Regions from separate parts of the Mus musculus genome. Here all the other regions are linked to region 1. A link is a loop called in an ENCODE intact Hi-C map of the cell type or tissue named here. Cell type or tissue: left cerebral cortex. All regions are shown on one strand.

The links. Hi-C counts contacts between places; a loop is a spot of excess contacts. Peaks named below come from ENCODE experiments on the same cell type or tissue, not always from the same donor. Only the 100,000 strongest peaks of a DNase experiment are listed, where the experiment ranks them.
Region 2: a loop joins it to region 1, with 4 times the contacts of the local background. A loop is called at or near these places in 6 of 42 quality-filtered maps.
Region 3: a loop joins it to region 1, with 8 times the contacts of the local background. A loop is called at or near these places in 11 of 42 quality-filtered maps.
Region 4: a loop joins it to region 1, with 5 times the contacts of the local background. A loop is called at or near these places in 8 of 42 quality-filtered maps.
Region 5: it touches region 1 in a loop (4-fold over the local background); 17 of 42 quality-filtered maps call a loop at or near these places.
Region 6: it touches region 1 in a loop (3-fold over the local background); 7 of 42 quality-filtered maps call a loop at or near these places.

The regions. Positions count from the first base shown.
Region 1 is chr10:57,524,027-57,529,026 of GRCm38, forward strand. Serinc1 (serine incorporator 1) reads right to left here. Exons shown (of 9, transcript NM_019760.3): 2 at 3,639-3,800; 3 at 1,299-1,468; 4 at 294-373; 5 at 1-72. Among named protein-coding and RNA genes, the nearest start is that of Serinc1, 6.0 kb to the right of the region's middle. In left cerebral cortex, no CTCF peak of the experiment used is centred here; a DNase peak (open chromatin) is centred at 2,649; H3K4me3 peaks cover 80 bases.
Region 2 is chr10:58,275,024-58,280,023 of GRCm38, forward strand. Gcc2 (GRIP and coiled-coil domain containing 2) reads left to right here. Exons shown (of 23, transcript NM_027375.2): 9 at 1-11; 10 at 1,555-1,674; 11 at 3,764-3,928. Among named protein-coding and RNA genes, the nearest start is that of Gcc2, 22 kb to the left of the region's middle. In left cerebral cortex, a CTCF peak has its summit at 2,271 (motif pointing right); no DNase peak of the experiment used is centred here.
Region 3 is chr10:58,484,580-58,489,579 of GRCm38, forward strand. It overlaps Ranbp2 (RAN binding protein 2), which reads left to right. Exons shown (of 29, transcript NM_011240.3): 23 at 1-41; 24 at 1,101-1,302; 25 at 3,994-4,095. Among named protein-coding and RNA genes, the nearest start is that of Ccdc138, 11 kb to the right of the region's middle. In left cerebral cortex, a CTCF peak has its summit at 2,251 (motif pointing right); no DNase peak of the experiment used is centred here.
Region 4 is chr10:58,450,384-58,455,383 of GRCm38, forward strand. It overlaps Ranbp2 (RAN binding protein 2), which reads left to right. Exons shown (of 29, transcript NM_011240.3): 2 at 1,601-1,668; 3 at 2,929-3,040; 4 at 4,190-4,342; 5 at 4,836-5,000. Among named protein-coding and RNA genes, the nearest start is that of Ranbp2, 6.0 kb to the left of the region's middle. In left cerebral cortex, a CTCF peak has its summit at 2,579 (motif pointing left); no DNase peak of the experiment used is centred here.
Region 5 is chr10:58,474,929-58,479,928 of GRCm38, forward strand. It overlaps Ranbp2 (RAN binding protein 2), which reads left to right. Exons shown (of 29, transcript NM_011240.3): 19 at 316-410; 20 at 1,229-5,000. Among named protein-coding and RNA genes, the nearest start is that of Ccdc138, 21 kb to the right of the region's middle. In left cerebral cortex, no CTCF peak of the experiment used is centred here; DNase peaks (open chromatin) are centred at 2,318, 3,413, 3,968 and 4,800; H3K27ac peaks cover 3,629 bases.
Region 6 is chr10:58,267,212-58,272,211 of GRCm38, forward strand. Gcc2 (GRIP and coiled-coil domain containing 2) reads left to right here. Exons shown (of 23, transcript NM_027375.2): 5 at 756-860; 6 at 2,051-4,495. Among named protein-coding and RNA genes, the nearest start is that of Gcc2, 14 kb to the left of the region's middle. In left cerebral cortex, no CTCF peak of the experiment used is centred here; a DNase peak (open chromatin) is centred at 2,468.

The DNA of each region.
Region 1 (5,000 bases):
CAAAATCAATAAGTAAGACTAGTTGTATAAGGATGAAACAAAAGGCGCCCGCCATGCCTACATAAAACCACACTGAAAGGAAAAACAGTGCATTTTAAGCAAAGGATGACTGCTTTCGTTTTTATTATTTTTCTTAGTAATATTAATACAAAAACGGAAAACAAAATTATATACATAAATTGATTTTGCAACGGGGGTAAAAAAGGAAATAAGAAAAGGAGTTCCAGGTAGCAGTTACTATGGTTTCCTATACAAAACAAAAGATGATCACAGAATTTTTAAAAGCGCCTCACCAGTTGTAAAAGTGCCTTCTGGGATGAAGAATGCGCCAATGATAATTGCAACTGCTGTAGCAAATTTAAAGAACCAGAATCTAAGACAGAAACAAATGTAGTAAGAACCCTAGAAACAACTCAAATAGCAGAGCTCTGAGGAACCACTTAAAAGAACAGTTACACTTTATGTAATAGTTCTTAGTATATACTAAACATAAAAAGAAATTATCATGTAGGCTACTGTAAAGACGGTCTTATGAAGACGTGCCACCAATTCATTTAAGAATATTGGCTTCACTTCAAAGCACTGAGCTGCATAATATGTTTATATATAAAGCACAATTTCATTTCATGAATAGCTTTAATAAACTATGACAAATGCTTATATCCAAAATAGTAATTTAAGACAGCTAATGACTAAAATGGTAAAAACCTATTATAGAACAATTTTTATTATCCTAATATTACATTTTTACTCTCTATCTTTGGCATAGCATGACAACAAATAAACAATAGAACATATTTAGAAAAACTAGTTTATAAAAAGAAATAGATAAAATTCAAATCATTCAAATAAAATAACAGATTACCTACTCAACATTAAAGGACACTGATTAAATTAGCATTTTGTTTTCTTTCTAGGCTGTGGAAAACAATCATCTAGATAAGCAATGCCTGTTCAGTAATAATGGCTGCCTTGTGGATCTAGGAACTCAGAGTTCTATATAATAGGACTGGCTCATCAAAAGCTAAAAGAAGGGGCACCAGTACTCTTCCTTCAATCACACATATAGCCTCCTTTGAAATTAAAATACATAATCAGATGTGATACCAATAAACAACCCACCACTAGTGTTTAATATCCAAAACAAGACTTTCTCTAGTAAAATCAACTATTTTTAAACTTTTTTTTTTTTTTTTTTAATGAAAAAGATATATCTGCTCTGAAATTTCTTTAGATAATATCAACATTCCTGAGAGGAAAAGGTGATATAGATGTTCTCTCCCATAATCAAAGCTTACCCATTGTGGACTGCCGCTCTAGGGTCACTGCTGCTTTTTACCTTGATCATTAGTAAAGAGAGGAGAAGATAGAACATGGCCAAACCAAAGCACAGGCGATACACAGCTTTGTAGCCAACCAGGATATTACAGGGAACAACACCTTTCTCATTCTCACAGAACCCAGGAATCTAGAAAAACAAAATGGGTTTATGATCAATACTTTTCATGAACTAAAAGTTCCATGTAAACCGTAATATGCTTTAAAGGCCATAATACATACACACACACACACACATACACACACACACACGCACACGCACACAAACATATACACTCAGTATAAGCATTTTAATCAGGTAAAATGGGGTGACAGGCAGGCATTTATTCAATCCTAGCGTTTGTGGAAGTAAAAGTAGGTAGAGCTCTACGATTTCAAAGTCAACCTGGTCTACACATAGATCCGAGCAACTGGGGCTACATAGTGAGAACTTTTCACAGACACACACACACATTAAAACTTCAAGGCAAGCAAATAATAAACTAACAATTGTCAAGTCTAAGGTGATTACTTTGAGCTCGATTTATTTTTATTCTTTAAGTATGTATTTTAAGTTACATAAAAACAAAATTGTACATATTTATACTGTTATCATAATTCTAAATTTCCTAAGACTTGCATTCTACTGTGGTATGCTGAATTATATATGCAAAATAGGTGGGAAGAAATTAACAAAAGCTTAAAGAATTACATAAAACAGTCACGTCTAAGATGGAAACAAAATGGCTTTTTAAAGTCAAGGTTATTTATACCAATTTTGAATATAAGACCTTTAAATGTTGTTTGTGACCATAAGGACATTATTGACTTAACTTGAGCTGACAGCTTATTCATATTGTAATTGGGAATGTTGAGAAACAGCAGGGACTACTTCAGAAAGGTATAATCAACTGGGGTAGAGAGGCACAGTAATACTACTGTTGCCAGGCAACAGGGATGGGGCCCAGGGCTTGATCTCCACCAACATACACTCACAGATAGAAAGTTACATTGAACTCAGAATACAAAGAAGAAACTTTTTTTTTAAAGATTTATTTACTATTATACATAAGTACACTGTAGCTGTCTTCAGACACACCAGAAGAGGGTGTCAGATCTCATTATGGGTGGTTATGAGCCACCATGTGGTTGCTGGGATTTGAACTCAGGACCTTTGAAGGAGCAGTCAGTGCTCTTACCCGCTGAGTCACCTCGCCAGTCCCCAAGAAGAAACTTTTGTGAGGTAACTGACAGTATTATTTAGAACTACACATACTGTTCATATGTATAAGAATAAACTATTTCTCCCACGCCTAACTGCAGTACTCTAAGAATACTGCACTTTAGATATCAGTTTTGGAGCAGTTATATCCAGCAACTACCTAACTGCATGTGAATTCTAAGAGGCAGAACCTTGTGAGCGCCTCTCTTCTCCATCACTGATGTTAGTGGTCAATCACGTGTGCCTCACAGATGCTGTGAGTTTGCAAGTAGAATGTTATGTCAAGATTTGACACCATTTCTTCATTTCCTTTGACTCTGTCATTCTTTCTGTCCCTTCATAAACAGTGTTCCCTGAGCCTTGAATACAGTGACATAGATAACCCATTTAAAGCTGAGCATTTAAGCATCAAGTTATTTTCAACACTAACTAGTTTCTAAGCCTCTGTAGGTATTGGAGTCCACTGTAAAACACAAGCTTCTCTGACCATGGCTAAATACCACTGAGCTGTGTATCTGAAGACCAGTTACTTAGGAGGAAATTTGATGGTAGTTCATTTGGTAAAACAGTAGCAGTAGCGTCCTGAGTAGGACCACTACTCTATACAGGCTTTTGATGAGGCTTACAGTCAAAGGTTTACAATAACAAATGTAAATTCCTTCCAGTGGAGTGGCCTCTCTGACAGGCTTGTCACTACTGTACTTGGATACATCTTGCCTGGCTAGTAGGTACTGTTATGTGCAGAGTCAACAACTGATTAAGACTACACATGACAATTCTTCCCCAACAGCCTGCATAGCAACTGCTGATATGATGAGAGCCAGTCTCAGGAAGGAAGCATACAGACCACTTCCAGCCTGATTTCTTTATGGCCTGAGACTGAAGCATGTTGTATCTTCAGTAATGCCATCTACCATCTGTTCTGGTGGGAACTAACTGCGAAAGAACATTTTCAGTGCCGCCATCATAAGACTATAATCCACTAAAACTGGGATTACATATTACTGTACTTTTATATTACCTTATTTTTAATACCCCAAAAGTCATTTCATGCATATTCTATAATCTTAGTTCGTCAACATTAAAACAAAAGCCTGACCTTATTCAGTTGTTCTTCCATTCCTGGTATTAACATTACACAAGCTACACATACTCCGACGAGCAAGAAAAGTGCGTAGATCAATCTAGTCACAGTGGAGTTGTTCCCACTGGGGCAGCATCGGCACAGCAAACACGGGGCACTGCCACACAAACACGGAATCTGGGAAAAATATTAAACATCAGCATAGTTTAAAATCGTCTAATAAAATGCACATTCTATTTGTTGAAGGGATAAACAGTGACATTAATTCAAAAAGCTTAAAAGTGTTCGGCTCGCATACATTACCTACATGCTCTAAAAACCTAAGGCAAAGATGGAACAAGGAAAATAGTAAATAGCCTTTGTCCTCTACATCAAGTAAAATTATTTAAAAACGTGGGAACTAACCATCGGCAACCAAGACTTATCTAAGAAATGGAAGATTCATAAATAGCACAGCTCCTCAGCTCACCTCCAGGCCCACCTCCAAGATAAAGAGTACAGCCATAGAATTCTGGGGGGTGGGGGGATGATCCACCACAACCCTGAAGTGAATTGGTGTTCTTATTTTTTCCTTTTCTAGCTTTCTGTTAATAGCAATAAAACTACCACTAGAACAAGGTTGGGTTTTTTTGTTGTTGTTTTGTTTTTTAAGGGTAAGTCAACAACTAGTTAACAACTAGTTAACAACTAGCTAACTTTCTCTAATGAACTCCTTGCTGAACTATGAGTAGGGTTTTGACCAGGAGAGCTTAACATGCACAAGCATTAATAAGGAATATCTCAAGAAGGCAAAATTTAAGTATCCTCACAAGGGTTGTCCATAACCTAGACTGAACTCCATCAGTTAGACCAGGGTATTCCAGCTCTGGGGAAAAGAACCACAGATATTCCCGGAAAATAGCACTGTACTAGACAAATTTCTATAGCAAATGTAAGTGTTAAGACGAACACAAAGCAGCTGTACACTATGTTTGAGGATCAGAAATTGATGGCATAGCTATTATGCAAACATACACAGAAGATTTCTATGATCACAAAATTAAAAAATAGAACATCTACATAAAGATAACTCAGTATGCAAAGGACAAATCCTGCCAATGCACTTCATTTGAGCTAGAGAAACAAAAGCCAGAGAGGGAGGGATGGGTGGGGAGGGAGGAGAGGGCTAGAGGAGGGGCCCCTGAAGGGCAGGAGGGACAGAGACTGAGACACTAGCTCAGAAATGAAATGAGAAAATAGCAGATCAAAATGAGAAAGGAATCATGGGAATAATGAAAAAAAAAAAAAGGCAAAAACAAAAGACCAAGCAAGCTACCCAGGAACAAAAAGACACTGCTGATAACAGAATTACAGATGGAAAATGTACTTGGGATAATT
Region 2 (5,000 bases), 750 kb after region 1:
AGAGCTATAAGGTACAACAGACTTTATTACAGACTTTAATAACAGACTTTATTCGTAACTAACAGGTATACTAGAATTTTAAAACTGGTACATAAAATCCGTTGTTTTGGCTATTGAAATTTAAATTTCCCTGGTTTTGTTTTTTGTTTAGTGTACATAAAAGGTTAGTCTTTGGTTGCATCTGGGGATTTTTGTCTGTTTTGATTTTAAATGGGGTTTCACTGTGTAGTCCTGGCTAGCCTGGAAACAAAAATCCTGGCTTCCAACTACTGGAATGAAAGGCATTTGACACCACACCTAGAAAAGTTAGCCTTTAAATAGTGCTTTTAAATTATTATTTCTTAAAATTAAAATCCATTGGGGGATTTCCTCATAATAAAACGTAAAGAAAGGACAGCTGCTTCGATCTAGTGTGTTCACAGTGAAGTGACAATACCAGACAGGGCTAGAAAAGTAGAACTCAGCTACCTGAGGGGATATGCTTATTTATTTTCATAACATGAGACTCTTACATTTTTTTTCAAATCTAACAGAATCACTAAATGCAAAACAAATGCTACATTTCTTCACATATTTATTCACTCAACAATATTTATGTAGATTCCTGGTTCTGGACAAATGATGATCAACAGCAGACTTTCCTAAATTCCCTTACTCTTAAATTCTAGTAACAGGAACGGGTAGGCAAAAGGACAAGGTAGGTGCTGTACAAGAAAGGTGACTGGGGAGCAAAGGATGAACAGTTAGAATTCTCATCAGACTCAGCTTAACAAAAAGACATAGAGACTCCAACAAACATGACAGGCCATCGTTCAAACACTTCACCTGTCTTATATGTGTATTTTCAGAAGAAATAGAAGTATCTTATCATCATCGCCTGTTTACAGGTGAGTCTCTGAAGCACAGAGACCCAAGGCCACTGCTTTAAAAATTGTAAGAAACTAGGAACATTGCAGAGCTGGAGTCTTACCAGTTGTTCCCATTTGGTTCATGCCAATTAAGTTATAATATACCACACAAATTTAAAGCAAAAATTAGGGAGCAAAGAATTAGAAAGGTAGTTGAAACTATACACAACAAAATAAATTCTGTATTATGAAATATTTTTTAATATCTAAAGTAAAATTCTCAACCCTTTGCTGACTTCTGATACTAAATATTTTTTATAAACTTCAAAGCAATTTTTGAATTTACAAAGTAGATATTGAAAGATTAAACTTATACATGGTTTAATTGTGGAGAAAATTATTAGATTATGGTATTATAAAATGTAAAAAAAAAAAAAAAGCAAAATCCTAATGTAACTGACCAATGAAAAAGAAATAAGCTCATATTTAAATTGTAAAGTATGTCTTTAATGGATTTATAAGATCATGTATATTAAGAGTACTACTCTTTTGTCATATTGCCAAATGCCAATTTCACTTTTACATTTTCATATTAAGTATTTTAAGAATTTCAAATGTGTTCTTAAGGTGTCACGATGGCTTGATTCTATGTTCTGACCTAGTAAAGGCTTCATCACTTAGAGCTGAATCTTGTCTTTTATTGAAGAGTCTTCTGTTAGAATATGATAAGCAGTCAGAACAGCTGGATGTGGAAAAAGAACGTGCTCATAATTTTGAACGTCATATAGAAGACCTTACCAAACAATTAAGAAATTCGACTTGCCAGGTAATTTCAACTTGGATACACTTAGACAAGCAAATTATAGTAAATCGTTTTAATCTCATTTTTTTCTTACACAAGAAGTTAAACTGTAATCAGAAGAAAAAAATTTTTTTCATTTTTTTGGATTAGGAAAAGAATTTGACTAAATAGCTTGTCTTAGTTAGGGTTTTACTGCTGTCAATAGACACCAAGACAACTCTTATAAGGACAACATGTAATTGGGGCTGGCTTACAGGTTCAGAGGTTCAGTCCACTATCAATAAGGTAGGAGCATGACAGTGTCCAGGCAGGCATGGTACAGGAGGAGCTGAGAGTTCTACATCTTCATTTGTAGGCTTCTAGGAGAAAACCAGCTTCCAAGCAGCTAAGAGGAGGGTTTGAAAGCCCATGCCCACAGTTATACACGTAGTCTAACAAGGCCACACCTCCAAATAGTGCCACTTCCTGGGCCAAGCATATACAAACCATCACAATAGCTAACAGTATCCTGGGGGAGGGAAGGTTGGGGGTTTTTTGTTGTTGGTTTTTTTTTTAAGATTTATTTATTTATTTTGTGTATGTGAGTATGAAGACTGTCACTGTCTTCAGACACACCACAAGAGGGCATCAGATCTCCATTACAGATGGTTGTGAGACACCATGTCTTTTCTGGGAATTGAACCCAGAACCTCTGGAAGAGCAGTCAGTGCTCTTAACCACTGAACCATCTCTCCAGCCCCCACAGTATCCTGTTTTAATTAAGCTTTTCTTACTGTTGAGTTGTGAGGGTTGTTATTGTTCATTTTAAGAGCACACCATTACTGTGCATGAGCTTGAAGACATCAACTAACCTCAGTCCAACAGGAATTATTTGTTATTATCATTACTATTATTATTTATTATTATTTAATCACTTTTCACAGTACAGACTTTATCCTCCTCTTGTCCACCTTCCAACTGTTCCACATCCCACACATCCTCCCCCTCCCTCCAAGCCCCCATCCCCATCTCCAAGAGGATGTCTACACCCCCACCCCACAAGACCTCCCACTCCCTGAGGCCCCAAGTCTCTCGAGAATTCGGTGCATCTTCTCTGACTGAATCTAGACCCGTCAGTCTTCTGCTGTATATGTGTTGGGAGCTGGTGTATGCTGTCTGGTTGGTGGCTCAGTGTCTGAGAGATCCTGGGGGTCCAGGTTAGTTGAGACTGCTGGTCTTCCTATAGGGTTGCCCTCCTCCTCAGTTTCTTCCAGCTTTTCCCTAATTCAACCACAGTGGTCACCAGCTTCTGTCCATTGGTTGGGTGTAAGTATCTGCATCTGACTCATTCAGCTGCTTGTTGGGTCTTTCAAAGGGCAGTCATGATGGGCCCCTTTTTGTGAGCATGCCATAGCATCAGTAATAGTGTCTTGGGCTAGAGAGATGCTGGCTCAGTGGTTAAGAGCACTGACTGTTCTTCCAAAGGTCCTGAGTTCAAATCCCACCAACCACATGGTGGCTTACAACCATCTGTAATGAGATCTGACGCCCTCTTCTGGAGTGTCTGAAGACAGCTACAGTGTAATTACATATAATAATTAAATATATCTTTAAAAAATATATAGTGTCAGGCCTTGGAATCTCCCTCTGAGCTGGATCTCAATTTGGGCCTGTCACTGAACCTCCTTTCCCTTAGTCTCTTCTCCATTTTTGTCCCTGAAGTTCTTTCAAACAGGAACAATCCTAGATCAGAGTTTTTGGCAACCCCATCCTTCCACCTGATGCCCTGTCTTTCTACTGGAGGTGGTCTCTACAAGTTCCCTCTCCGCATTGTAGGGTATTTCATCTAAGGTCCCTCCCTTTGAGTCCTAAGAGTCTCTCACCTACCAAGTGTCTGGTACTTTCTAGGAGATTCTCCCACTCTTACCTCCCAAAGTTGCTTTTTGTTCTATGGAAGGTTTTAGCCAGGTGAATATCAGCAGTGATTGTTTCTTTAAACGTATTCTTGACTTAACAGTAATCTGTGTGGTTAATGGTCAAATCACTTTCATTCTGCACTGATGTTCTCATTACACATTTCACCTTCTGTATATGTTTACTGTGTGTTCACAGTAATGAGTCATTTGTATTCCAGTATGAAAGACTAACTTCAGACAACGAGGATCTCCTGGCTCGAATTGAGACCCTGCAGGCTAATGCCAAGTTGTTAGAAGCACAGATCTTAGAAGTCCAGAAAGCCAAAGGAGTAGTAGAAAAAGAACTGGACGCTGAAAAACTTCAGAAAGAGCAGAAAATTAAGGTAAGAACAACCCAGAGACCAGTTTCCTTACATACAGTGGGATTTTAGTCACATATTGCTCGGATGAACAGTCTTACTGAGTGCATTTATGAGTATAGTCTGATTAATTCCTTAGTATATGTCAACTTTACGTTGGAGAATCTTTTTTTTTCCTTTTTTTATTAGATATTTTCTTCATTTACATTTCAAATGCTATCCCCAAAGCCCCCTATGCCCTCCACCACCACCCCCTGCTCCCCAACCCACCCACTCCTGCTTCCTGGCCCTGGCATTCCCCTGTACTGGGGCATATGATCTTCACAAGACCAAGGGCCTCTCCTCCCATTGATGGCCGACTAGGCCATCCTCTGCTACATATGCAACTAGAGACACAGCTCTGGGGGGTACTGGTTAGTTCATATCGCTGTTTCTCCTATAGGGTTGCAGAGCCCTTTAGCTCCTTGGGTACTTTCTCTAGCTCCTTCATTAGGGGCCCTGTGTTCGATCCAATAGATGACTGTGAGCATCCACTTCGGTATTTGCCAGGCATTGACATAGACTCACAAGAGAGAGCTATGTCAGGGTTCCGTCAGAAAAATCTTTCTGGCATGTGCAATAGTGTCTGGGTTTGGTGATTGTATATGGGATGGATCCCTGGGTGGGGCAGTCTCTGGATGGTCTTTCCTTCCGTCTCAGCTCCAAACTTTGTCTCTGTAACTGCTTCCATGGTTATTTTGTTCCCCATTCTAAGAAGGAGCAAAGTATCCACACTTTGGTTTTCCTTCTTCTTGAGTTTCATGTGTTTTGCAAATTGTATCTTGGGTATACTGTTTCTGGGCTAATATCCACTTATCAGTGACTGCATATCATGTGTGTTCTTTTGTGAATGGGTTACCTCACTCAGGATGATATCCTCCAGATCCATCCATTTGCCTAAGAATTTCATAAATTCATTGTTTTTAATAGCTGAGTAGTACTCCATTGTGTAAATGTACCACATTTTCTGTATCCATTCTTCTGTTGAGGGACATCTGGGTTCTTTCCAGCTTCTGGCTATTATAAACAAGGCTACTATGAACGTAGTGAAGCATGT
Region 3 (5,000 bases), 960 kb after region 1:
AGGATTTTCAGTCAGAGCTTCGAAAAGTCTGTGAAGCTCAGGTTAGACTGTCTCCATTGTTTGCCACTCAGTTCTCTTGGTACATTTTAAAATCTTACTATCAGATGTAATATTTGGCCTTAGCAAGCACATGTGTTAGATTATAAATAGAGAACCGTGTTACTGTTCATGAATGAGAACTCTCAAAATGATTAGGATATTGAATCTGAGGCTAAACTACAGGCTTAATATCATGTCCGTTGAAACACCAGCAGGATTCTTTGTCGATCTAAACAAATCGGCTTTAAAATTTCTTAACCATTAAATTATAGCTGATATGAGTAAGTTTTTTTCCTCTTTTATTGAAAATATATTTTCTTTCCTCACACAATATATTTTCATTTCCCTCCTTCAACTCCTCTCTGTTTCTCCCTATTCTCCTATCTGGATCTACTTTGTCTCTATTAGAAAATAAACAGGCTGCTAAGGGATAATCTATGTCTTCATCATTATGCCCCCATCCCTCTAACTTCTCATTCTCCTAAACCTGTTAATGTCCTGTGTGTGTTTTTCCATGGAACCAAACCCAGGGTCTTGCAGTTAAATGTGCAAGCTTGGGTACCAAGATAACTCTCCAACCATGGTGTTTTCTGTAGTAAAAACAAACAAATCTGATTGAATAATCTTTTACTAGTGGACTATTTGACATTCATTTAATCAGAGAGGTAGGTTGGTTCTAAGTTCATTTTTAATTTTGCCTGTCCCTTTGTAGTTTTTATTTCTGTTAATTTTCCTGTCTTTTCAGTGATTATTATAAAGACATAAAATACACACCAGGGACTGGGGAGAGCTCAGTGATTAAGAGCACTGGCTGCTCTTCTAGAGGTCTTTTGAGTTCAGTTCCCAGCAACCACATAGTGGCTCACAACCATCTGTAATGGGATCTGATGTTTTCTTCTGATGAGTCTGAGGATAGCTATAGTGTACTCACATAAAATAAATAATAAATAAATCTTTAGAACACATACCAAACTTTATAGAAACTACCTACTATTTTTCTATTTCTTTTGGTGACTGTAGAGGATGATTTAATGATATGTTTTATTCTTTCCTTTTTGCAGAAATCCCAGAATGAGAAAGTGACTGATAGAGTTGGTATTGAGCATATAGGTGAGACTGAAGTAACAAACCCTGTTGGCTGTAAGTCTGAAGAACCTGATTCTGATACCAAACACAGTAGCTCATCCCCTGTTTCTGGGACTATGGACAAACCTGTCGATTTGTCCACTAGAAAAGAAACTGACATGGAATTCCCAAGCAAAGGTAAAAGTTGATCATGTGTTTATATTATGCAATATATAAGGTTCTGCCTATGTGTTTGAGAAAATAGAGTAGATTCTAAGAGCTTAGTTGAAAATGTTTAAGATGAATATAGGAGCATAATGTATTTGTCACAGTAATCAAACAATCATTGCCTTCTCAAAAAATGAAACAGTGAATAGTAACATTTTATCATTTGGTATATTTTTTTAATTTTAATTTTTATTTTTTGGTTTTTCTTTTTTTTTTTTTTTTCCATTTTTTATTAGGTATTTAGCTCATTTACATTTCCAATGCTATACCAAAAGTCCCCCTTACCCACCCACCCCCACTCCCCTACCCACCCACTCCCCCCCTTTGGCCCTGGCGTTCCCCTGTACCGGGGCACACAAAGTCTGCGTGTCCAATGGGCCTCTCTTTCCAGTGATGGCCGACTAGGCCATCTTTTGATACATATGCAGCTAGAGTCAAGAGCTCAGGGGTACTGGTTAGTTCATAATGTTGTTCCACCTATAGGGTTGAAGATCCCTTTAGCTCCTTGGGTACTTTCTCTAGCTCCTCCATTGGGAGCCCTGTGATCCATCCATTAGCTGACTGTGAGCATCCACTTCTGTGTTTGCTAGGCCCCGGCATAGTCTCACAAGAGACAGCTACATCTGGGTCCTTTCAGTAAAATCTTGCTAGTGTATGCAATGGTGTCAGCATTTGGAAGCTGATTATGGGGTGGATCCCTGGATATGGCAGTCTCTACATGGTCCATCCTTTCATCTCAGCTCCATACTTTGTTTCTGTAACTCCTTCCATGGGTGTTTTGTTCCCAATATTTTTTGGTTTTTCGAGACAGGGTTTCTCTGTAACTCTGTAACCAGGCTGTCCTGGAACTCACTTTGTAGACCAGGCTTTTATTTTAATTTTTTTTTTAAAGATTTATTTATTTATTATATGTAAGTACACTGTAGCTGCCTTCAGACACACCAGAAGAGGGCGTCAGATCTCATTACGGATGGTTGTGAGCTACCATGTGGTTGCTGGGATTTGAACTCAGGACCTTTGGAAGAGCAGTCAGTGCTCTTAACTGCTGAGCCATCTCTCCAGCCCTTATTTTAATTTTTAAACACAGGGTTTCTCTGTGTAATCTTGGCTGTCCTGGAACTCATTCTGTAGATCAGACTGGCCTCACACTCAGGGATCTGGCTGCCTATGCTGCACTAAAACACCCTACCTATCTTTTGATTTTAAGCTATTAGAGAATAGAGAGCATTATGATTGGCCTGTCTGCATAAAATAGAATAATTTGCTTGCATGGTAATTTTCTTGGTGTTAAATAATACTTTAACTTAACTGTTGTTGAATTATATATTAGTATTACCCAAACATATTCACGGTGCTTTAGTTAAAGATTATTACTGTAGAAACTTAACATTTTTATGATACTAAAATTTGTACAAGCTCCAAAACTAACTTGTCATTTACAGTAATTACTATGTGTCTCAGTTGTTCTAAGTTGGAAGAAGTGTCTTTGTGAATTGTGTTTCTTTATATATGGACATCTATATCATCATCTTTTCCTTTCCAGAAGTAACCCCAACATAGGTCACAAAGAGCACATTTGTGGCACTTTATCTTTAATATGCTGGACAAAATAGCTAACTTTGTAACCAAAAGCTCTGTTTTCAGAGAACACTAAGTAGGCCAAAGAAATCTCAGAGATCATGAAACTAGTAGAATTTAGACAAGGTGTCTAAATGTAAAGAACACAGGAAAATTTAGTTTAAGTGCCCACTGCTTTTGCAGAGTTCAGTTGATAGCACCCATGGCAGGCAGGTAACCCACACCTTCAGCCTTTTTTCTCCTTTCTGGGAGCCTGCACTCATGTGCATTTATTTACTCACACATAGACATGCAGAAACACACAGTTAAAAATAACAAGTCTTGCCAGGTGGTGTTAGAGCACGCCTTTAATCCCAGCACTTGGGAGGCAGAGGCAGCTGAATCTCTGAGTTGGAGGACAGCCAGGGCTACACAGAGAAACCCTGTCTCCAGGGGTGGGGGGAACCAAGTCTTTTAAAAAATGTTTAGTACAGAGTTTTTCTAAGCTCTACCCTTTGACTGCTTGATTGGGTGTGTAAGAACCTTGATATGTAGTCTCATAATGTAGCTTAGTGTGTAGCTCAGTGGATTTGAAAGGAGAATTGGTTTAGGTTTTGGGTTGGTGTTCATTGGGCATAGCACCTGTAAACTTAATATTACTGAGCAAGCTTGAAATTGAATGTATTTTGTAATTTAAAATATAGTTTGTAGGGGCTAGAGAGATGGCTCAGTGGTTAAGAGCAGTAATTGTTCTTCCAGAGGTCCTGATTTCAATTCCCAGCATGGTGGTTCACAACCATCTGTAATGGGATCCAATGCCCTCTTCTGGTGTATCTGAAGAGAGAAACAGTGTACTCAAATAATTAAAATAAATCCTTTTCTTTAAAAAGGAAATATATACATATGTACAAACACATAGTCTGTAAAAAAAAACAACTCAAAAAACTTAGTGAACTTGAAGGCATTTTAGAAGAGTAAATACTAGATTTAAAAAGTGTATTTTATACCTTGCCTCACCTGGAGTACTGGGTAAGGTTTTGATATATAATCTTATCTCAAACTGAAAGTTGTTTTTTGTTTGTCTGCTTGTTTGTTTGTTGTCAGGGGAAAACAAGCCTGTTTTGTTTGGATTTGGAAGTGGTACAGGCCTGTCATTTGCAGACTTGGCTTCAAGTAATTCTGGAGATTTTGCTTTTGGCTCTAAAGGTAAGATGAAGAGGAAAAAGATGACTATTGATTTCAGCCAAGTGTAATTGAAAAAAGCAGTCCTTTCCATGTTGTGACTTAAGTAGGATGGCCCTGTCCTTGGTTTGCTTATTAGTAACTAGGATTACACAGTCTGGCATTGATGATAACAGCTCTAAGAATTTTCTCTTAATTTTAGTTTAGTACTGATAGTACTTCCTTTCCTCATATACATGTATGTTTTTCAGTTTTGGGATAACCCTGACTTGGTTTTAAGACAAATTGGATTTCTGCATTACGGCTGTAGAAATTTACAAACTAGTGTCTCTTCTCATTTATCAGTGGTGTGTATATTTTTAAGAGTCATTTATTTGTGAGTGTGTTTCTGTCGCATATGTTTATTTCTACCACATGTATGCAGTGCCCTTAGTGAGCACATCCTCTGGAACTGGAGTTACAGATGGTTATGAGCCATGCAGGTGCTATTTGTTCACTGTCTTTACTCATAATATAGCACAATGTAAATTATTCTTTAAGATATTTGGAGACATTTTAGAATGATGAAATAATCCAATTTAAAATTTTAGTCCTTTAAGTCCTACTTAGATCTTTATACATTTTTAGGTTCATGCTACTTACAGAAACACATTAAACTTTTAGAAATGATTGATAGGGCTAGACAGTGGTGGTACACACCTTGAGTCCCTGCACTCTTGAAGCAAAGGCAGGCAGAGCTCTCTGTGAGTTCAAGGCTAGCCTGGTCTACAGAATAAGTTCCAGGATGGCTAGGGCTATACAGTGAGAGCTTGTCTCAAAAAAAAAAAAAAAAAAAAAAAAAAGGAAGAAGAAGAAGGAAAGAAAGAAAAAAAGTTATTACAGCGGCACACAGAGAAATCCTGTCTGGAGGGGGGGGGGCCGGGGAGGGA
Region 4 (5,000 bases), 930 kb after region 1:
GGTTTAGTTCTCAGGACCCACATGGTGGCTCATAATTTGAGTTCCAGGGGATACAACACTAATTTCTGACCTCCTCCAGCATCACACAGGTATGTGGTGTACACAACCTACATGCAGACAAGTAAATTGGATAAACAAACTGTTAAAAAAAATTGAAAGTAAATACAACTTGCTATTGTCATGTCATGTTCAATTTTCAAATATAATCTTGTAAATCATTTGTAAAGTTGGGTAGCAGAAAGAGGTATTAATAAATTAAGACTGCAATACATAAAAGATACATACTAATGCATAGTAGCTCATAACCGTAATCCCAGTTCATTTGCAGCCTGGGCTGTAGTGGCATTTCAGGTCAGTTTGTGCTAGAGCTAGAAGATGGCTTCAAAACAGAACCAGATTCTGTTACACGTGAACATTTGGTTCTTTCCAAAATATGGAGAAAGGGATTGGTTTGTTTAATGGGTGGGTTATCTAGTAGGTATTGCTTGAAAATTGATGGTTGGTTTTAGAAACAAAGGCTCCAGTGTATACTACTTGGAAAAATAGGTGTTATATTTCAAAATAATTTTAGAGAAACTGAAAGAATAGGGATGAAAATTTTACGAATCTCAAGTGAGAATAGCTTTTCTTAGCATATTACCACTAAAGTAAATAGCAAAAAAACCAATTTCATTGCTTAAGAAATCAGTCTTGCTTGAGCTGGGCGGTGGTGGTGCACGCCTTTAATCCCAGCACTCGGGAGGCAGAGGCAGGTGGATTTCTGAGTTCGAGGCCAGCCTGGTCTACAGAGTGAGTTCCAGGACAGCCAGGGCTATACAGAGAAACCCTGTCTCAAAAAACAAAAAACAAGCAAATAAAAAAACAACAAAAACCTAAACCAAAACAAAATACCAAATTTTATTTTAGCCTTGTGTAAAATGCTGGTCTGTAAAGAAAATAGTACGTTGACCAGGGAATTTCTAGTACCTTAATGGTTCTGAAATGCTTTCCCAAGGAGACTTCTTACACATGGTAGGAAAAGAGTGATTTCTAGTATATGTCTCTTTCCCCAGACAAGTTGTTTTCTGTGTACTTCTCTGTAGAGTGATGCCAGTGAGTCAGTACAAAACATGCTGGGTAATACTTGGTGGGTAATACATAAAACATGCTGGGTAATACTTGGTGGGTAATACATAAAACATGCTGGGTAATACATGGCCAAGCATCCCTAGCCAGTCAGAATGAGTGAAGCTGTGTGTGTGTCTGACTGTGTCTGTGTCTCTGTCTGTCTGTAAGCTCAGGCTGGTTTTGAGTTTAGGATGGCTTTGAACTCATGATCTTTTTGCTTCTATTTCCTGAGTGCTTAGGAGTACAGATATGAATTACTTTACATGCCTTGAAATGTAGCTTCTGATGTCTGTTTTAACTATCCTTGAATTTATTTTTTATGATAGAAATTATAATATTTGGGACCATTAACTTTTAAAACACTAGGCAGCATTTTTTACCTTTTATATAAAAAAAATAGTATTAAACTTGTTAGGGTATTTTTTTTGGTACTTTGAAAAAAATGCAATATTTGAAAATGTGAACAGTAAAACCACTCAACTCTCTTTTTTAGAAGTCAATGAAAGGATTCTATTTTGCAAAGCTGTACTATGAAGCTAAAGAATATGATCTTGCTAAAAAGTAAGTACCAAACTGGAAATGTTTTAATTTTTCATCCTTGTAATAGGAAAAACTGCTAAAGAACACATTTTTTCTTTCAAGTGTATTCTGGAATCAGGAATTAACTGCTCTCAGACAATAGTTAGATTGAGCCTCTAACAAGTATTTCTTACTGCTTTCTGTTTATATCTAGTGCAGAAGTTACTTGGTTTAAAACACTTTTTCTAAAATTGCTCTCGGGTAGGATGAAAGAGATCATTCCTGTTTGTCAATTTCTTCTTGGTTAGCTATCTGGTGCTTCAGGTGGCTGGAGATAAGCAACAGACACAGACTCAGTGCTAACAGTTGAGCAGTTGCTGTCTTGTCAGTAAGGCAAGAGACTTGCTGAGTCTCATTTCCTTACTCAGAGTAGCCTAGAGGTGGAAGTTACACTGGAGGCAGATTATGAAAGCAGTGATAGGAAGAGGAGGGCACTTGGTAGTGAGAAAGGCTGCATGTAACCTTGGTTTTAAAAGGATAGTTCTTTAATACCACACTTAGTTACTTATCTCTCTGATGAATTTTATGTATGACATAATGTATTTATGTATAATTTTCTTGTTTAGACACGATTCTCTTAGTTTGGGAAACTTTAGTGTTTTACATATTTTCACTTTAAAATTTTATTGTTTGTAGATGATAATCATTTTGATTATCTTATGTGAAATTCTTCAATGCTTTACTAAGTGTAATCAGGAAGAAAAAGCATTTTATGTGTTCATTTCTGGTAGGTAGCGGTGGAAAAATATTTGAGGAATATAGCACTTTGTAGTAAAATGAGGGTCAGGAGAGGTGGCTTAGTGGTTAGGAGTGCTCAGAGGCTCTTGCAGAGGAAGTGGGGACTTCCTAACACCTGTAACTTGAGCTCCAGGAGACCTGGTGCCACCTTCTGGTCTCCTTGGGCACCAGGCACCATTGTGGCACAAATACTTTTATGCTAGCACTTAGATACACATAAAATAAGTGTCTAAATCGTGAATTAAATAGTAAAATGTGTAAACATGTTATTAGCTCTGTATGGTTATTAGTTACTTTGAAATGAATATTTTTAAACTCTATGTTAAATAAGTAATGGTAGCCAGTAATTGAGCTACAATAAAATAATTGGATGGTTGCTTGGTTTAGGCTGTAATCTACTATCAGTATTTCAGTCTAGTTGCAAGTATTTTTATTTTAAATTATTTTAATGTACATACTAGGTACAGTATATGTTTAATTTGTTATTTTTGTATTTTAAAACAGATACATTTCTACGTATATTAATGTGCAAGAGAGAGACCCTAAAGCCCACAGATTTTTGGGTCTTCTTTATGAAGTCGAAGAAAATATAGACAAAGCTGTAGAATGTTATAAGGTAATTATATGATTAAAGTACAGGTTATGTGAGGCTGGAATAATTAAGAGCATAGGCTGCTCTTCCAGAGGAGCTGGGTTTCCTTCCCAGCACCCACATGATGGTTCACAGCCTTTTGTAATTCCAGTTCAAAGGCATCTGGCATCTTGCTGGCCTCCCTGACACATACATAGTGCGCAGACATACTACAAGCAGGCTAAAAAGCAGTACATGCTTAAAAGAAAAATATAACCTTGCAGGGGTTGTAATAAGTAACCCATGGTATGTAGTAAATAATCATACACATTTTATCCACGTAGTGAAAACAAACATCAGTACTACTAGGTGGCTTAGCTCGGAACATACTTGAGATTTTGAATATTTAAAACACAAAATTTAAGTCCATACTGGTGAGATGGCCCAGCTGGTAAAGGCACCTGCTGCTAAGGCTGGCCATTTGAGTTTGATTCCTACAACCTGCAAGGTAAAAGCAGGGAGTTGTCCTGTGACCTTGACTGGTTTGCCTTGGCACAAGGGTACATACACCCCTGGAATCCAGAATAAATAAAAATGTAACTTATAAAAAGGCCAAAAAAAGGTCAGAGATAATGATTTCATTTATTCTTTTAATTTTCCTAAGTAATGCAAAAGTTATTTGATTTGTTTTTGCAAAAATTTGTTTTTGCTCTGTTTTTCAAGGGCATCTTATATAGTGCTGGCTGAACTAGAATTTGCTATGTAGGCCAAGCTGGTCTTGAACTCGCAGATCTTCCTGCCTCTGCCTCCTGAGTTCTAAAATGAAAAGTGTGGCATATGGGGGCACCACACCACTCCACAAAAAACCTATGGGTGCTTTCCCAGCTTTAAACTCACATCATTTAGGAATAGGATCTTCAGAGGCTCAGCAGAAGACTGCTTCTACTCTTGTACTGAGTGGGGTCCCAGCACCCATATGGAACTACTCAACTACCTGTACTTCTAGTTTTAGGGGATCTGACATCCTCTGTAGTCCTCTTTGTGTACCTACATTCATGTGGGTGCTCATGTGCAAAAACATATAATTTTTAAAAATGTAAAAGTCTTTGAAAAATAGATAATGTGTACAGCTTTTTTGATGACTTTATGTATACAAGTTAAATTTTCTATTTTCGGTATTTTTTCTGACATCAGCGTTCAGTGGAATTAAACCCAACGCAAAAAGATCTTGTGTTGAAGATTGCAGAATTGCTTTGTAAAAATGATGTGACTGATGGAAGAGCAAAATACTGGGTTGAAAGAGCAGCCAAACTTTTCCCAGGAAGTCCTGCCATTTATAAGTTAAAGGTAAAGCCTCAAACCAAGAAACTTATGGAGAAAACTAAGATACGATCATTTTTAGTATTTTGAAGCTTAAATACTTCTCAGTAGCAACTTAACAGAACATGCTCCTGCTTTCTTTAAGTAATTCCTTTAAAACAGTTCTGAGTGTTGTCTTTCTAGGCAACATAAAACTTTACAAATGCTATCTCAGTTATTTTTCTGGAATCATGTTTTAGTGATTATACAGTTTCATAGATTGTACAGTGTAGTTGGTCGATTGTATCATATTGTAATCAGTGGAAGTAAGGTGAGGGTGTGTGCAGCTAAGGTGTAAATGAAGCTCTGTCTGGAATAAAATCTTTGGTTCATTAGATAATTATCTACAGGTCAGAAGCTTAGACCTATTATAAAGAAATGTGTTGTAGCCTGCCATGGTAGTGCATGACTTTAGTCCCAGTACTTGGGAAGCAGAGGAAACTTAGATTACTCAACATTTAATGACTTTTCTCCCAAATAGGAACAACTTTTAGATTGTAAAGGTGAAGATGGATGGAATAAACTTTTTGACTTGATTCAGTCAGAACTTTATGCAAGACCTGATGATATTCATGTAAATATCCGACTAGTAGAGCTTTACCGTTCAAATAAAAGATTGAAGGATGCTGTGGCCCACTGCCATGAG
Region 5 (5,000 bases), 950 kb after region 1:
GTCCCTTTGAGTGTGGGAGATCAAATGGCATGTGCCATTATGCCTTACTCTGGCATGCTTGTTAAGTACTTGTTCCTGTTGACAATAGTAGTGTTATTTTTTATTCTTTGTGTCATTTAACTGGTTTTTTTTTTTTTAGTTCTTCATTTATTAATTGCTTTATGGTATACTTGAGTATGTAGAAATGTAAAGATCAGAATAATTAAAACTTCCTTTGATTCTTATTGTATATTTATAATTCTTGTCTAGGTAGTATTTTAAACTATAGAATAGACTTTTAACATTGTTTTCTTGTTTTTGTTTCTTTCACTTTAGTTGCAACTACTGGCCCATCAGTATATTATAGTCAGTCACCTGCATATAACTCCCAGTATCTTCTCAGACCAGCTGCTAATGTAACTCCCACCAAGGTAACAAAGGAAAAGCACACAATTAGAACTGTTTACGTTTTAAATGTTTAGGCTTCTTTTAAAGAAATTGAAACAAGTAGTTCAGTATTGGAAGATATGTGACCTTTGATATAGGCATTTCATAGTCATCTTTTTTTGTGTGTTAACAATAAGTCGAAACATTTGGAATATTTTAAATAGGAGGATTGGATGGTTTTGGCCCTTGTGTTATTATTCTATTTTGATAGGAGTAAGGCTATTTTTGTTTTGCTAGGCTGATTTATTGTCATCCTTTTGACTCAAACTGGATATTATGACAGTAACTAAAAACTATGACTTCCAGGATGGAGATCTGGGTGCGTTGGTACATTTAGATCCCGGTTCTGCTTATTGTGAACTTGGGCAATGTTTTTTAACCTGTGTACCTCTTAGGCCACCTGGTTTTAAATGAGAATAATACTATAGTTAATAGAGTTTTTGAGGCTAAAAACCTTTAACTTCTAAAGTAAGTTAAAATGGTTAGAACTGTGCCTAGTTGATACATTAATAAATGCTTAATGAATGTTAGTAATAATCATCACTGTTAACATCATTTAGTAATTGTTTAGTGAATGAAGAATTATTTTTTTCTAGTCATTGTCAGTACAGATTTTTAAGGTGCTGTCTTATCAAATATATATTCAGGTGTCTTTGTGGCACCATTGGTATCTGTTAATGTGCTGTGTACATTGGTGTTTTCTGCTGAATGATACTCTAATTTGAGGTTTGTGAGAGTTGATTTGTTTGTAGATTTTTATAGTTTTATGAATAATCAAGAAAGTATTTTTTTTCCCTTTTAGGGTCCAGTTTATGGCATGAATAGGCTTCCACCCCAACAACATATTTATGCATATTCACAACAGATGCACACACCACCAGTGCAAAGTTCATCTGCTTGTATGTTCTCTCAGGAGATGTATGGTCCTCCCTTGCGTTTTGAGTCTCCTGCAACAGGAATTCTATCACCTAGGGGTGATGATTATTTTAATTACAATGTTCAACAGACAAGCACAAATCCACCTTTGCCAGAACCAGGGTATTTCACAAAGCCTCCACTTGTAGCTCACGCTTCAAGGTCAGCAGAATCAAAGGTTATAGAATTTGGAAAATCCAATTTCGTTCAGCCCATGCAGGGTGAAGTAATAAGGCCACCCTTGACAACACCAGCACATACAACACAGCCAACTCCCTTTAAATTTAACTCAAATTTCAAATCAAATGATGGCGACTTCACATTTTCATCACCACAGGTAGTGGCCCAGCCTCCTTCAACAGCTTATAGCAATAGTGAAAGTCTTCTAGGTCTTCTGACTTCAGATAAGCCTTTACAAGGAGATGGCTATAGTGGACTAAAGCCAATATCTGGCCAAGCTAGTGGGTCTCGGAATACATTCAGTTTTGGAAGCAAAAATACACTTACAGAAAACATGGGCCCAAATCAGCAGAAGAATTTTGGTTTTCATCGCAGTGATGACATGTTTGCTTTTCACGGTCCAGGGAAGTCTGTATTTACAACAGCTGCTTCCGAGCTGGCAAATAAAAGTCATGAGACAGATGGAGGAAGTGCTCATGGGGATGAGGAGGATGATGGCCCTCACTTTGAGCCTGTGGTACCTCTTCCTGACAAGATAGAAGTAAAAACTGGCGAGGAAGATGAAGAAGAATTCTTTTGCAATCGTGCAAAGTTGTTCCGTTTTGATGGTGAATCCAAAGAATGGAAGGAACGTGGGATAGGCAATGTAAAAATACTAAGGCATAAAACATCTGGTAAAATTCGCCTTCTGATGAGACGAGAGCAAGTATTAAAGATCTGTGCAAATCATTACATAAGCCCAGATATGAAACTGACGCCAAATGCTGGCTCAGATAGATCTTTTGTATGGCATGCCCTTGATTATGCAGATGAATTGCCAAAACCAGAACAGCTTGCAATTAGATTCAAAACTCCTGAGGAAGCAGCACTATTTAAGTGTAAATTTGAAGAGGCCCAGAACATTTTAAAAGCCTTAGGAACAAACACATCTACAGCACCAAATCATACTCTTAGAATTGTAAAGGAGTCTGCAACTCAGGATAACAAGGATATTTGCAAAGCTGATGGTGGAAACTTGAATTTTGAATTCCAGATTGTAAAGAAGGAAGGGCCTTACTGGAATTGTAACAGCTGCTCCTTTAAGAATGCTGCAACTGCTAAGAAATGTGTATCATGCCAGAATACAAACCCAACCAGTAACAAAGAGCTCCTAGGTCCTCCATTAGTTGAAAATGGCTTTGCTCCTAAAACTGGCCTGGAAAATGCTCAAGATCGATTTGCAACAATGACTGCAAATAAAGAAGGCCATTGGGACTGCAGTGTTTGTTTAGTAAGAAATGAACCCACCGTCTCTAGGTGCATTGCATGTCAGAACACAAAGTCTGCGTCTTCGTTTGTTCAAACTTCTTTCAAATTTGGTCAGGGAGATCTTCCTAAGTCTGTTGACAGTGATTTCAGATCTGTTTTTTCTAAAAAAGAAGGTCAGTGGGAATGCAGTGTATGCCTAGTCCGAAATGAAAGAAGCGCTAAAAAATGTGTTGCTTGTGAGAACCCAGGAAAACAGTTCAAAGAATGGCATTGTAGTTTGTGCTCGGTGAAAAATGAAGCACATGCTATAAAATGTGTTGCTTGTAATAATCCTGTTACACCAAGTTTATCTACTGCACCTCCCTCTTTTAAGTTTGGTACCTCAGAGATGAGTAAGCCTTTCAGGATTGGATTTGAGGGTATGTTCGCCAAGAAAGAAGGACAGTGGGACTGTAGCTTGTGTTTTGTCCGAAATGAAGCCAGTGCTACTCACTGTATTGCTTGTCAGTATCCAAATAAGCAGAATCAGCCTACATCTTGTGTATCAGCTCCTGCCTCTTCAGAGACAAGCAGGTCTCCAAAGAGTGGATTTGAAGGCTTATTCCCCAAAAAGGAAGGAGAGTGGGAGTGTGCTGTTTGTTCTGTACAAAATGAGAGCTCTTCCCTAAAATGTGTGGCTTGTGAAGCCTCCAAGCCAACTCATAAGCCTCATGAAGCTCCTTCAGCTTTCACAGTGGGCTCAAAGTCACAGTCAAATGAATCTGCAGGAAGTCAAGTGGGAACAGAATTCAAAAGTAACTTTCCAGAAAAGAATTTTAAAGTTGGCATTTCAGAGCAGAAATTTAAATTTGGGCATGTGGATCAAGAAAAAACACCTTCCTTTGCCTTTCAGGGTGGCTCTAATACAGAATTTAAGTCAATCAAGGATGGATTTAGTTTTTGCATTCCTGTATCTGCTGATGGGTTTAAATTTGGCATTCAGGAAAAGGGAAATCAAGAGAAAAAGAGTGAAAAACATCTTGAAAATGACCCTAGTTTCCAAGCTCATGATACTAGTGGTCAGAAGAATGGTAGTGGTGTGGTCTTTGGTCAGACAAGCAGCACCTTTACCTTTGCAGATCTTGCAAAGTCAACATCAAGAGAAGGGTTTCAATTTGGCAAGAAAGACCCTAATTTTAAGGGATTTTCAGGTGCAGGAGAAAAATTATTCTCGTCACAAAGCGGCAAAGTGGCTGAGAAAGCAAATACGTCTTCTGATCTCGAGAAAGATGATGATGCATATAAGACTGAGGACAGTGATGACATCCATTTTGAGCCAGTAGTGCAGATGCCAGAAAAGGTGGAACTAGTAACAGGAGAAGAAGATGAAAAAGTTTTGTATTCACAAAGGGTGAAATTATTTAGATTTGATGCTGAGATAAGTCAGTGGAAAGAAAGGGGTTTGGGGAATTTAAAAATTCTCAAAAATGAAGTCAATGGTAAACTGAGAATGCTGATGCGAAGAGAACAAGTGCTAAAAGTTTGTGCCAATCATTGGATAACCACTACAATGAACCTGAAGCCTCTCTCGGGGTCAGATAGAGCATGGATGTGGCTAGCTAGTGATTTCTCCGATGGTGACGCGAAACTGGAACAACTGGCTGCAAAGTTTAAAACGCCAGAGCTAGCTGAAGAATTCAAGCAGAAATTTGAGGAGTGTCAACGTCTTCTCTTAGACATTCCACTTCAGACACCCCATAAACTTGTAGATACTGGCAGGGCTGCTAAATTAATACAGAGAGCTGAGGAAATGAAGAGCGGCCTGAAAGATTTCAAAACCTTTTTGACAAATGATCAAGTAAAGGTCACCGATGAAGAGAATGCAAGTTCAGGTGCAGATGCTCCCAGTGCATCAGACACCACAGCCAAGCAAAATCCTGATAACACCGGGCCTGCCTTAGAATGGGATAACTATGACTTACGGGAGGACGCCTTGGATGACAGTGTCAGCAGCAGCTCAGTTCATGCTTCTCCATTGGCAAGCAGCCCTGTGCGGAAAAACCTCTTCCGCTTTGGTGAGTCCACTACAGGATTTAACTTCAGTTTTAAATCTGCTCTGAGTCCATCTAAGTCTCCAGCCAAATTGAACCAGAGTGGAGCTTCAGTTGGCACTGATGAGGAGTCTGATGTTACTCAAGAAGAAGAGAGAGATGGACAGTACTTTGAACCTGTTGTTCCTTTACCTGATCTAG
Region 6 (5,000 bases), 740 kb after region 1:
TCCAGACTGACTTCCAAAGTGGTTGTACCAGCTTGCAATCCTACCAGCAGTGGAGGAGTATTTCTCTTTCTCCACATCCTCGCCAGCATCTGCTGTCACCTGAATTTTTGATCTTAGCCATTCTGACTGGTGTGAGGTGGAATCTCAGGGTTGGTTTTTTGGGGGTTTTTTTTTTGGCTTTTTTTTTTTTTTTTTTTTTTGGTTTTTCGAGACAGGGTTTCTCTGTATAGTCTTGGCTGTCCTGGAACTCACTTTGTAGATCAGGCTGGCCTTGAACTCAGAAATCCACCTGTCTCTGCCTCCCAAGTGCTGGGATTAAAGGCTTGCGCCACCACCGCCTGGCCTCAGGGTTGTTTTGATTTTCATTTCCCTGATGATTAAGGATGTTGAACATTTTTTCAGGTGTTTCTCAGCCATTCGATATTCCTCAGTTGAGAATTCTTTGTTTAGCTATGAACCCCATTTTTCCTGGGGTTATTTGAATTTCTGGAGTCCAGCTTCTTGAGCTCTTTGTATATATTGGATATTAGTCCCCTATCAGATTTAGGATTGGTAAAAATCCTTTCCCAATCTGTTGGTGGCCTTTTTGTCTTATTGACAGTGTCTTTTGCCTTACAGAAGCTTTGCAATTTTATGAGGTCCCATTTGTCAATTCTTGATCTTACAGCACAAACCATTGCTATTCTGTTTAGGAACTTTTCCCCTGGCACCATTTTTTCTAACCTCCTAAAGACAATTACATCATTTCAAAACAGGTACTAACTGAACGCTTGGATGCTCTTCTTCTGGAAAAAGCAGAGACTGAACAACAGTGTCTATGTCTGAAAAAAGAAAATGTTAAAATGAAGCAAGAGGTTGAGGTAAGACAATATTTAGTGTTCTTTTATCCGTTAACTTACACAAAATAATAATGAATTTTACAGCTGAATAGAATCTTAAGCATCTAATCTAGCCAAGCATGGATACACATGCCAACACTTGGGAGGCTCAGGCAGGAAGATGTCAAAGTCAAGGCCAGCCTGGGATGCTTAACAAGGTACTTACTGTTTCTAATAAAAGGAGCCAACAAGATGACTCAGTAGATAGAGGTGCTTGCCTCCAAGCTTGGTGACCTGCCTCCAACTCCAAACTCCAAAAAATATACATGGTAAAAAGAGATAACTGACTCCTACAAGTTGTCTATAACCTCCACAATGTGCCATGGCACATGCACACACCTCTCTCTCTCTTTCTTTCTCTCTCTCTCATACGCGCACACACACACACTAAATAATTTATTTTTCTAAAGGTTATCTAATCCAGTCTTATCACAAACAAAACAGTCAGCTCTAGAAGCACAGACCCATAAGTCCAGCCACTCAGAATGCTAAAGGTATGAGGTTCACAAGTTCAGGGCCAGTCTAGCATCCAGAATGAGTTCAAGGCCAGCTTGAATAGCTTTGTAACACTTTGTGTCAAAAAGTGAAAAGAGGAATAGGGATATGGCCCAGTAGTAGAATGTTTGCCTGTGTGTAGAGGACCTGGCTTCAATTACTTGTTCAGCTGACAGTACTAAAAGCATGCAGTTATACAGAGATAAACTAACATTTTATTTCTTGCATAGTTTAATCTTTCTTATAGCCATGTCATTCTTTAATAAAAATCTTTTAAGATTTTGAGTTTTTCAAAACTCTAGATACTTTTTTCTGTTCAGGTTTAAGACATTTAGTATCACATTATTACTTTCTTGTCTGTAAGGTTTTAGCGTATTTTCTCTAAAATGTCTCTTACTAATCTATTCAGGAGAAATACACTGAAGCTTTTTACCTTAAATAATTTAATACCTTTAAAAAGATTGTTAAATACAGAGGTTTCCAAGTTGTTAGTTACTTTAAGTAAAAGATTTTGTATTAATGATAATAGTTCTACTTAATTCTTCAGATTTCAGAATCGTATTGCTCTAGGTATATTCTGTTCACCTCTGGGATCCCCCATCATCTAGTTAACTCTTTAGTAAAGATAGAGATTTCTTTCATCGTCAAAGATTTACTTGTGCTTCTTTTTGTAATAGGATTCTGTAACTAAACTGGAAGAGACACACAAAGAGTTTGAACAATCACATAGAAACTACGTAAAAGAAATTGAAAGCTGTAAAAATGAGCTGATGGCAGTGCACTCAGAGCACAGCAAAGAAACGGCCATCTTACAAAAAGAACTGGAAGAAGCTGTCCATAAGCAAGTAGAGCTGAGAGAGCAGCTTAAGTCTCAGAGTGACTCTGAAGATAACGTGAGAAAACTGCAGGAAGAGATTCAAAACATCACAGCAGCATTTGAGGAACAGATTTCATGTCTAGAGAAGAAATTAGAAGCTACCAGTGATGAAAAACAACAAGAGATTATTCATCTCCAGAAAGTCATTGAGGACAAGGCTCAGCACTACCAAAAAGATATTAATACTTTCCAAGCAGAGATTTTGCAGCTGAGAGCTACACACAAAGAAGAAGTTACTGAGCTGATGTCTCAAATAGAAACATCAGCTAAAGAACACGAGGCAGAAATAAATAAACTAAAAGAGAACAGAGTGACACAGTGTGAGGCAAGTGAGAACATTCCAGAGAAATACCAATGTGAATCGGAAAACTTAAATGAAGTCGCCTCAGATGCAAGCCCGGAGAGTCAGAATTGCTCTGTGGCCTTACAGGAAGATCCTTCTGCGGAACAAACAGTATGTGATAAAGTCAGACAATTGGAAGATTCATTAAAAGAACTGGAATCTCAACATAGTATCTTAAAAGATGAAGTAACTTATATGAATAATCTCAAGTTAAAACTTGAAATGGATGCCCAGCATATAAAGGATGAGTTTTTCCATGAACGAGAAGACTTAGAGTTTAAAATTAATGAACTGTTGCTGGCTAAAGAAGAACAGGGCTATGTAGTAGAAAAATTAAAATATGAGCGAGAAGATTTAAATAGGCAACTTTGCTGTGCTGTGGAACAACATAACAAAGAAATACAGCGTCTTCAGGAACACCATCAGAAAGAAGTCTCTGAACTAAGTGAGACATTTATATCAGGTTCAGAAAAAGAAAAGTTAGCATTGATGTTTGAAATACAAGGTCTTAAGGAACAGTGTGAAAATCTACAACATGAAAAGCAAGAGGTAGTTCTAAACTATGAGAGTTTACGAGAGATGATGGAAATTTTACAAACAGAACTTGGAGAATCTGCTGGAAAAATAAGTCAAGAGTTTGAAACAATGAAGCAACAGCAAGCATCTGATGTTCATGAGCTTCAGCAGAAGCTAAGAAGTGCTTTTAATGAAAAAGATGCTCTTCTTGAAACTGTGAATCGCCTCCAAGGAGAAAATGAAAAATTATTATCTCAACAAGAATTAGTACCAGAACTTGAAAGTACCATAAAGAACCTTCAGGCAGATAATAGCATGTACTTAGCCAGTCTTGGTCAAAAAGATACCATGTTACAAGAATTAGAAGCAAAGATAAGTTCTCTTGCTAAAGAAAAAGATGACTTTATAAGTAAAATCAAAACTTCCCATGAAGAGATGGATGATCTCCATCAGAAATGGGAAAGGGAACAGAGACTGTCTGTAGAACTCAGGGAAGCAGCAGGGCAAGCTGCCCAGCACAACAGTGAACTGAGACAAAGAGTAAGTGAATTAACAGGGAAACTAGATGAACTAGTAAGAGAAAAGAGTCAAAATGACCAAAGCATTACGGTTCAAATGAAAACTATGACGGAAGATCAAGAAGCTCTGTCATCTAAAATCAAGTCTCTTTATGAGGAAAACAATAGACTACATTCAGAAAAGGCCCAGTTGAGCAGGGATTTAGAAGCACTTCAGGCTCAACAAGATTTTGCCCATAAAGAACATGTTGCTGAATTCGAAAAGAAACTCCAGTTAATGGTTGAGGAGCGAGACGATTTAAATAAACTGCTTGAAAATGAGCAAGTTCAGAAGTCATTTGTTAAAACTCAGTTGTATGAGTATCTTAAGCAACTGAGGGCAAGCATTTTAGAAGAAAATGAAGAGGAAGATGTTGTCAAACTTATACAAGCTGTAGGTGAATCTTTAGTGAAAGTAAAGGAAGAAGAACATAACTTAGTCTTTGAATATGATGCAAGGGTATTAGAATTAGAAAATAAGATTAAGTGTCTTCAAGAGGACAGTGCAGTTCAGTGTGAAGAACTAAGGACTTTAGTAAGAGACTCTGAGCAAGAGAAAATTCTCCTAAGAAAAGAATTAGATGCAGTCACATCAGCAAAAGAGGCCCTCCAACTTGATCTTTTAGAAATGAAGAATACTAATGAGAAAGCAAGCCTTGAAAACCAGACTCTTTCAACTCAGGTTGAAGAATTATCTCAGACATTACACAGCAGAAATGAAGTCCATGATGAAAAGGTTCTTGTAATAGAACATGAAAACCTAAGGCTACTGCTTAAACAGAGGGAATCTGAACTCCAAGATGTGAGAGCAGAATTGATACTGCTAAAGGTACTATTATTTTGAGTTTTATTGATTCGAATTAATCCTTAGCTCTGCTCATAGGTTATAGAAAATACATGTATTAACATTTTTATAGTCTGAAATCAAAACTTAGCTTTTAGCATTCAGGCTCAAGCAGCAAATTTCTGGCAAATGAATTAGTAAGCACTGTGATGTGGTGTATCTCAGGCAAGTGTGACTAGTCATGAGCAAAGCTAATGAAGGACCAATGGGAACTGCCGCAGGACACAGACAGTGCTTTTCTGTTTAAAGAGCCCTTGATCAAAAGAATGAACTGCGTGGTGTTGCGTTTTAGTTAAAAATCTGAAGTTCCCTTAGAAACTGGGTTGTGAAGTGATGACCATATCATCATTTCTTTATTATGTGTGTGTTTGGGGTGTGTCAGATTATTCATGTTGCTCTTTGGCACTATTTTAATAAGGGCCATATATATAATAAATGGAGTATTGCTTACTCTAGCAATAGAAAATAAAAATAACCAAATTGCTGTTTA